3 separate regions of the Homo sapiens genome follow, and regions 1 and 2 are each linked to region 3. A link is a loop called in an ENCODE intact Hi-C map of the cell type or tissue named here. Cell type or tissue: prostate gland. All regions are shown on one strand.

Region 1 (2,500 bases), 190 kb after region 3:
CGAATATCTGGGACTACAGGCTCATGCTACCAAGCCTGGTTGATTTTTAACATTTTTTGTAGAAACGAGATCTTGCTTTGTTGCCCAAGCTGGTCGCAAACTCCTGGCCTCAAGTGATCCTCCTGCCTTGGCCTCCCAAAGCACTGACATTACAGGTGTGAGCCACTACAACCAGCCTTGTTTTTCTTATTTGTAAAACGATGAGGTTGGTTGCTAGGTTATTGCTGTTGATTTTTCTGGGGTCAGGCCAGAGACTGGGTTCCTGGGAGACCACAGGGTCCAAGGGGTGGTCGAGGATGCAGAGGGTCCTAGTTGCCCGAGCTCCTGGGTGTGCACCCACTTCCTTCAGTCCACTGCAGCTCTTTGGTCCCCTGTGATTGTGATGACCATCTGGAGAGAAGGTTTCTAATCTCCCCTCTTATCAGACAGGACACTCAGATGAGTCTGTTTTTATTTAAAATTTTGGCATTTTGCTTATCTTGGATTTTTGTGCATCAGTTTTTTTGTTCAATTATTACATTAAACTATTTCTCTTGACTACTGAGATTTTGGTCCTCCCTTAAATTTTGTGTCAGAGGCAAGTGCCTGTAGTCTCACCTCTGTTCCAGCCCTTGTAAACGCTATGATTCCTTGTAGTTTGTCATTAAAAATAGTTATCAAAGCCAAGTAATTTGGAAGTTAAATCAAGAGATTCCAGTGAAACGCTGGTAAGCGATGCCTGTTTATGCTCACTTAGTTGCTGGGCATTAGCAGGTGTAAAAATCTAACAAAAACAGCTGGAAGGCAGACCTCAAAGCTGCTGGCAGTCTCTCCCCTTGGGGACAAAAGAAGCCTTTCAGCTTTTTCATCTTGGAAGGTAAATCATAAACGACCAAATATTGGATTAACTTAGAAAAAGTTTTTTTATTTTTGAGATGGTAAATGTAATATCCTTGCTGTTGAATTCCTCTTCATGGTGACTATGTATTAAAACTGGGATTTTGCATGGAAAATATTTCAAGATTTGCATGGATAATGGCTAATGTACTGTCTGGCTTGTTGCATTTTAACTATAAAATTAAGTTGTTGCGCTATTTATTGTTATTTCTAAGGGACACCATGGAGAGCCATTTGGCCAGAGGGAGATGGGCGGTGAGGAGCGTGGTGACTGGTCTAGTTGGCACAGCTGAGATTTTTGCTGCTCTAGTAGTCATCTGGATTGGCTCAGGCCTGGCTGTTTGTTGCTTCTTTCACGGGCTCAGAGTGTCTGGAGATCTTTTTAACTAGCCGAGACATGCTGTTACTCTGAGCAATTCTCCAGGCAGCCATGAGTGCAAAGGGAGTCTGTGCCAGGTGCCCAGCACTGCTATATATGGCAGAGAAGGGTGGCAGGGGAGGACCCACCATGCCCTTATCTGGGGGCTGCAGCCAGGCGTGATTGTGGGGGCAGTCACACAGCTTCCGTGTGCTCTCAGACCAACCCTGTTTTTCCTCTCCCTCCTCCAACCTTGGCATTGATTTTAGACAGCCGATGTGCAGGTTCAATCTTCATGTGAAATGGAACAATGACTTCAAGTTCAGATACCCATCACTGGCAGTGCTGTATGTACAATCTATCAAGGCTAGTTAGGATGTCTTTGTGGCTCGAGAAAGCAGATTTTTAGATACGGGAGAGTTTGGTTACTTGTGTTTGTGATTCTGTGCTCTCTATTAATTGGCATGGGATTTTCGGACCTGAAATTTAGTGTAGATTTCAGTTTATTCTGAAAGATAAGTGTGAGGTTGAGATGTGGTCTTCTGTGTGACAGGTGCTGATTTATGTTGGAGTCCTATTAGGATAGATGCGTCCCACATTCAGTTGTATGTTTCTTAGGTCAATCAAAGAAACTGATCTGAAGGTGTACCACCACCTTCTCTCCCAAGATGACAAAGCTGTGTTGGGTCATTGGTTGGGAGCAGTGCAGATGAGAAGACAAATGCTGTTGACAAGTTGTGTGTCTAGTTCCTTAGGAAACCAGTCACCTGGTGTTGAAGACAGCAGCAGAGGAGTACCGTGGCCTAGCATGGAGCTCTGCCATGCCTTTGGTTCTTTCTGTGGACACATTTTCATGGAACCTAGAGATTTTCTGGTTTGGGGAAGGATACAATGGAAAAATAATTATGAGATGATGATGATAAGATTTAATTGAATATTTGCTAAGTCCAGTGCATACTATTAGGCCTTCAACATATGAATTTATAATCCAATGAATTAGATATTACGTTCCTTTCTTACAAAAGGACATTGAGGCTTGGCGATATTAATAAATGGCTGAGTGGTACTTGGCACCCAAGACCGTGTGACTCCGAAGCTCCTGCTTTCAGTGAAGGAGCCTGTGGTAGGAACATAGGGTCTGCAGTTTCAGATGTTGTGGCCTGCTGTGCCTTGTTGGTGATTGTAGATTCTTCACGATCAATATGGAGAAGGCTGCCTGCATTGTCTCCCTTCTTCTTTTGAAAAATTAGTTTTTACAGATAATTG
Region 2 (2,500 bases), 76 kb after region 3:
ATTCTGCTGCCTTGGTAGTTGATAATTGAGCTAAACAGAAAGAAAACAGTGGGAAAAGAAAAGGTCATGGTGCTAGACAAGAATCAATTCTCAACAAAGTGTTTGCTGAACAAATAAATTAAATGGGCTGGGTGTGGTGGCTCACAGCTGTAATTCCGGCACCTTGGAAGGCCAAGGCAGACAGTTTGCTTGAGCCCAGAAGTTTGAGACCAGCCTGGGTAACCTGGCAAAACCCTATCTCAACAAAAAATAAAAAATTAGCCGGGCATGGCGGCTTGCACCTGTAGTCCCAGCTTCTCGGGAGGCTGAAGTGGGAGGATCTCTTGAGCCTGGGAGGTTGAGGCTACAGTGAGCCATGATCATGCCACTGAATGGCAGCCTGGGCAACAGAGCAAGACTCTGGGGGTGGGGGGGAAAAAAGAAGAAAAAGGAGGAGGAGAAGAAGAAATTAAATGGAGAAAAGAAAGGGACCCTGAAAACTTAAAAACAGGGTTACAATGGACAGGATCACAGAGCTTCTGGGATAAAATTCTACTAAAAATGGCCAGGCGTGGTGGCTCATGCCTGTAATCCCAGCACTTTGGGAGGCCGAGGCAGGCAGATCGCTTGTGGTCAGAAGTTTGTGACAAGCCTGGCCAACATGATGAAATCCCCTCTCTACTAAAAATACAAAAATTAGTGGGGCATAGTGGTGTATGCCTGTAATCCCAGCTACTCAGGAGACTGAGACAGGAGAATCTCTTGAACCCAGGAAGTAGAGGTTGCAGTGGGCTGAGATTGTACCACTGCACTCCGGCCTGGGTGACAGAGCAAGACTCGGTCTCAAAAAAAAAAAAAAAAATCTATTTAAAACACTCAGAGTACCCCATTTTGAACTCGAGTATGGTTTTGTAATGGGAAGAAACGTGTTTCTTCTTTGATTAAATTCTGAAGGATAAAAATAAAGATGAACAAGAGGAAACAAATGAGATGACGAACAGAAGATGAAGGCAAAGAGAAGAAAAAAGACTACTTTTTTAACACTGTTAAAGACAGTGTTTGCAAATTATGTAAATTTTTTCACTTTTCTTTTCTGTTTTTCTCTCTTGCTTTGTTTCCTTCGTTCTAGCATTTAAACTCTGAGTTCCAAAGGGAAGTTTAAGTGCAATTTGGAAGTACGTTAAGTAAGACAACACCAGGTGGCAAATAGCAATTTAATTCTCCTTGCCAGCAGAGCTAAAGACTTAGTGTGCTCTTTATTAGGAGAGCTGGGGGTGGGCAAGATGCCTGGAGAGAGAGAGGGCGGTAGGAAAAGGCCATTTAGTGTGTGTTGTGATGAAGGATGCACAGCAATTGTTTGGGTTTTCAAAAGAAATTATTTTAATGCATGCATTAATTCTCCTTTTCATCTCACTGCCTGCCAGAAAATTGGTTGTACAAGCGTTCAAGGCATTTTCCCTGGACCAGATATTTACACAGGAGTACTGTGTTGACATTATGTGGCTTCGGATTTCAGCGGGCAGGCTGATGCCTCTTGGGACATGTAAGTGCAGAAGGCAAGGCCTGCCACGCCCGTGAGAAGGGAGCCAGCTTCAGAGAGGGCTCCAAGGTTCATATTTGTTCTCCAAACCAAGTCAAGGGTGGTACTTTTTGTTTTGAAAATATAAGGGTCTGCTTCTGAACTCTTCCATGCATTTATATCCTATTTGGGTTTTATCCAACGGGAAAATTGGGTTTGGGGGACCCCTAAAAACTGTCTTTTAATTTTTATGTATTTATTTATTATTTTTTGAGACAACGACTTGCTCTGTCTCCCAGGCTGGAGTGCAATGGCACAATCTCAGCTCACTGCAGCTTTGACCTCCTGGGCTCAAGGGATCCTCCCAGCTCAGTTTTCTGAGTAGCTGGGACCACAGGTGTGCGCCACCAGGCCCAGCTAATTATTGTATTTTTTTGTAGAGATAGGGTCTCGCTGTGTTTCCCAGGCTGGTCTCAATGTCCTGGGCTCAAGTGATCCGCCCACCTCAGCCTCTCAAAGTGCTGGGATTACAGGCGTGAACCATGGTGCCCAGCCTCCAAAAACTATATAGATGATGATAAATAAATATCATTTAAGATAAAGTATTGCAGTTATACTTTTGGGAAATAGAAAAAAAAAGATAGTCCGGAAGATATAGCTGTTGATACTGTTGTTATTTTGGCTCCTATGACCATTAGAATCGTCAGCCCCTCTCCCTCTGCAGAAGTCCCTGGAGCTCTGTCTTCATCCTTGGCAGGGAGACCCTTTAACTTTTTTCTTTATTTTTCTTACTCTTTTGTGAAGGCCATTGAGTATGAATTGAAGAAGCAGGTAGAAAGTTTTTCTGTTGGCTGGCTGCAGTGGCTCAGGATAGTAATCCCAGCACTTTGGGAGGCTAAGGCGAGAGGATCACTTGAGCCCGGGAGTTTGAGATCAGCCTGGGCATTGCAACAAGACCCCATCTCAGTTTTTTTTTTTTTAAAGGACATTTTTCTCAAAGGA
Region 3 (2,500 bases):
CCTGGCTGCTCCTTTTATGTCTCTTGTCCTGTCCTCCTCACCCCAAACTCTGCCTGTCGGGGTGCCTTGGGTCCTTTCCACTTCTGGTTATCTACTCTAGTATCCTGGCCACCAATGAGCTGATGCCTCCCAATTTCATACCTTTAGCCAAGACCTGTCCTTTTAATTCCAAACTTTATAACCAACTGGCTTGATGAACAGATATCTCAAGCCTAACATGTCCGACATGGACCTTTTGCCCTTTCTTTCAAAACTCGCTTCTCACTCGACTTCTCATTTCGGTAAATGGCAAGTCCATCCTTTTGGTTGCTGCTATGGACTAAATTATGTCTCCCATCCCAAATGTATATGTTGAATCCCTGACCCCTCATTTGACCATATTGGAGATAGGGCCTGTAGGGAGGTGATTAAGGTTAAACAAAGTCATAAGGATACAGCCCTGATCCAATAGAACTGGTGTCTTTATAAAAAAAGAAGAGACACCAGAGCTCTCCCTCCACCATGTAAGGACACAGGGGAGAAGGTAGCTGTCTGCAAACCAGGAAGAGAGTCCTAACTAGAAACAGACTATCCTGGCACCTTGGTCTTGGACTTCCCAGCCTCCAGAACTGTGAGAAATAAATTTGTGTTGTTTAAACCATCCAGTCACCATATTTTGTTATGGCAGCCTGAGCTCACTAAAATTGTTGCTATAAATAAAAAAGTAACTGAAGCAGATCTCAATTAATTGGAGGTTTATTTTGCCAAGGTTGAGGATATGCTTGGGAAAAAACACAAATCACAGGAGCATCTGTGATCCGTGCTTTTTCCAAAGAGGTTTTAAGCACTTCAATATTTAAATGGGAAGGAGTGAGCAGGAGGAGAAGGAGGAAAGGAAAAAAAGTGGGGCAGGCCAGATGCGGTAGCTCATGCCTCACATCCCACCACCTGAGGAGGCTAAGGCAGGTGAATTGCTTGAGCCCAGGAATTTGAGACCAGCCTGGGCAACATAGCAACATCCCGTCTCTATAAAAAATTTTAAAATTAGCTGGACATGGTGGCGTGTGCCTGTGGTTTCAGCTACGTGGGAGGCAGAGACAGGAGGATGGCTTGAGCCCAGGAGTTTGAGGTTACAGTGAGCTACGATTGCGCCACTGCACTCCAGCCCCAGCCTGGGTGACATAATGAGACTTTGTTTTTAAAAAAGAAAAAAGAGGCCAGACGTGGTGGCTCATGCCTGCAATTCCAGCACTTTGGGAGGCCAAGGCAGGTGGATCACCTGAGGTCAGGAGTTCAAGACCAGGCTGGTCTTGAAATCCCATCTCTACTAAAAGTACAAAAATTAGCTGGGCGTGATGGTGGGCACCTGTAATCCCAGCTACTCAGGAGGCTGAGGCAGAATCACTTGAACCTGGGAGGTGGAGGTTGCAGTGAGCCTAGATGGCGCCACTGCACTCCAGCCTGGGAGACAAGAGCGAGATCCCGTCTCAAAAAAAAAAAAGAAAAAAAGAAAAGAAAAAAGAAGGAAAAACGTGGATGGATGGAGGATAGGTAATAAGGCAAATAATCATTTACATTCTTGTGAGGCTTTGATTAGTGCTCAGTGAATCTACATTTTACACATGAAAGGAGGGAGCAGAGAAAATGGCAATTATGCATTCATCTCATGCTCAGTAAATCTACATTTTGCATAAGATAAAGTAAGCATGTAAAATTACAGCTTACTATTGCTATCTGTTCAGGGACAAAAGGAAGGCAGTTTTTGCATGACTCACTTCCCAAGCTTAACTTTCCCTTTGGCATAGCCAGTTCAGGGTCCTGAGATCTTGTTTTTTTTTTCCACATTGCCAGGGCCCAAAATGTAGGATCATCCTTGAATCTTCTTTTTCTTTCACATCTTACATTTAAATCCTGTCAAGTCTACGTTCATTCTGATTTTTTCTACTACTTATCACCAACATGATTCAGGCTGCTGTGGTCTTTCTTGGATTACAGCAAACACCTCCTAGCTCAACTCCCAGCTTTGGATTCTACACTCTCAAGCCTGCTCTATTATCAAAACAGCAGCAGAGCAGAGCGGTGCTTTTTTTTAATTTTAATTTTATTTTATTTTTGAGATGGAGTCTCGCTCTGTCACCCAGGCTGGAGTGCAGTGGCGCGATCTTGGTGCTCACTGCAACCTCCGCCTCCCGGGTTCAAGCAATTCTCCTGTCTCAGCCTCCCGAGTAGCTGTGACTACAGGTGCCCGCCACCACGCCCAGCTAATTTTTTGTGTTTTTAGTACAGATGGGGTTTCACCGTGTTAGCCAGGATAGCCTTAATCCCCTGACCTCGTGATCCGCCTGCCTCAGGCTCCCAAAGTGCTGGGATTACAGGTGTGAGCCACCGCGCTCGGCCAGCATTTTTTTTTTTTTTTAAGACAGGGTCTTGCTCTGTTGCCACCGCTAGCATGCAATAACATGATCCCGGCTCACTGCAGCCTCAACCTCCCGGGCTCAAGTGATCCTCCCACCCCAGCCTC

Evidence for each region. Hi-C counts contacts between places; a loop is a spot of excess contacts. Peaks named below come from ENCODE experiments on the same cell type or tissue, not always from the same donor. Only the 100,000 strongest peaks of a DNase experiment are listed, where the experiment ranks them.
Region 1: a loop joins it to region 3, with 1.9 times the contacts of the local background. A loop is called at or near these places in 2 of 110 quality-filtered maps.
Region 2: a loop joins it to region 3, with 1.8 times the contacts of the local background. A loop is called at or near these places in 2 of 110 quality-filtered maps.

The regions. Positions count from the first base shown.
Region 1 is chr10:34,742,757-34,745,256 of GRCh38, reverse strand. All of the region lies in intron 1 of PARD3 (par-3 family cell polarity regulator), which reads left to right. Among named protein-coding and RNA genes, the nearest start is that of PARD3, 71 kb to the left of the region's middle. In prostate gland, no CTCF peak of the experiment used is centred here; a DNase peak (open chromatin) is centred at 1,236.
Region 2 is chr10:34,860,690-34,863,189 of GRCh38, reverse strand. No RefSeq gene overlaps it. Among named protein-coding and RNA genes, the nearest start is that of PARD3-DT, 46 kb to the right of the region's middle. In prostate gland, no CTCF peak of the experiment used is centred here; a DNase peak (open chromatin) is centred at 1,519.
Region 3 is chr10:34,937,063-34,939,562 of GRCh38, reverse strand. No RefSeq gene overlaps it. Among named protein-coding and RNA genes, the nearest start is that of LINC02635, 35 kb to the left of the region's middle. In prostate gland, a CTCF peak has its summit at 1,384; no DNase peak of the experiment used is centred here.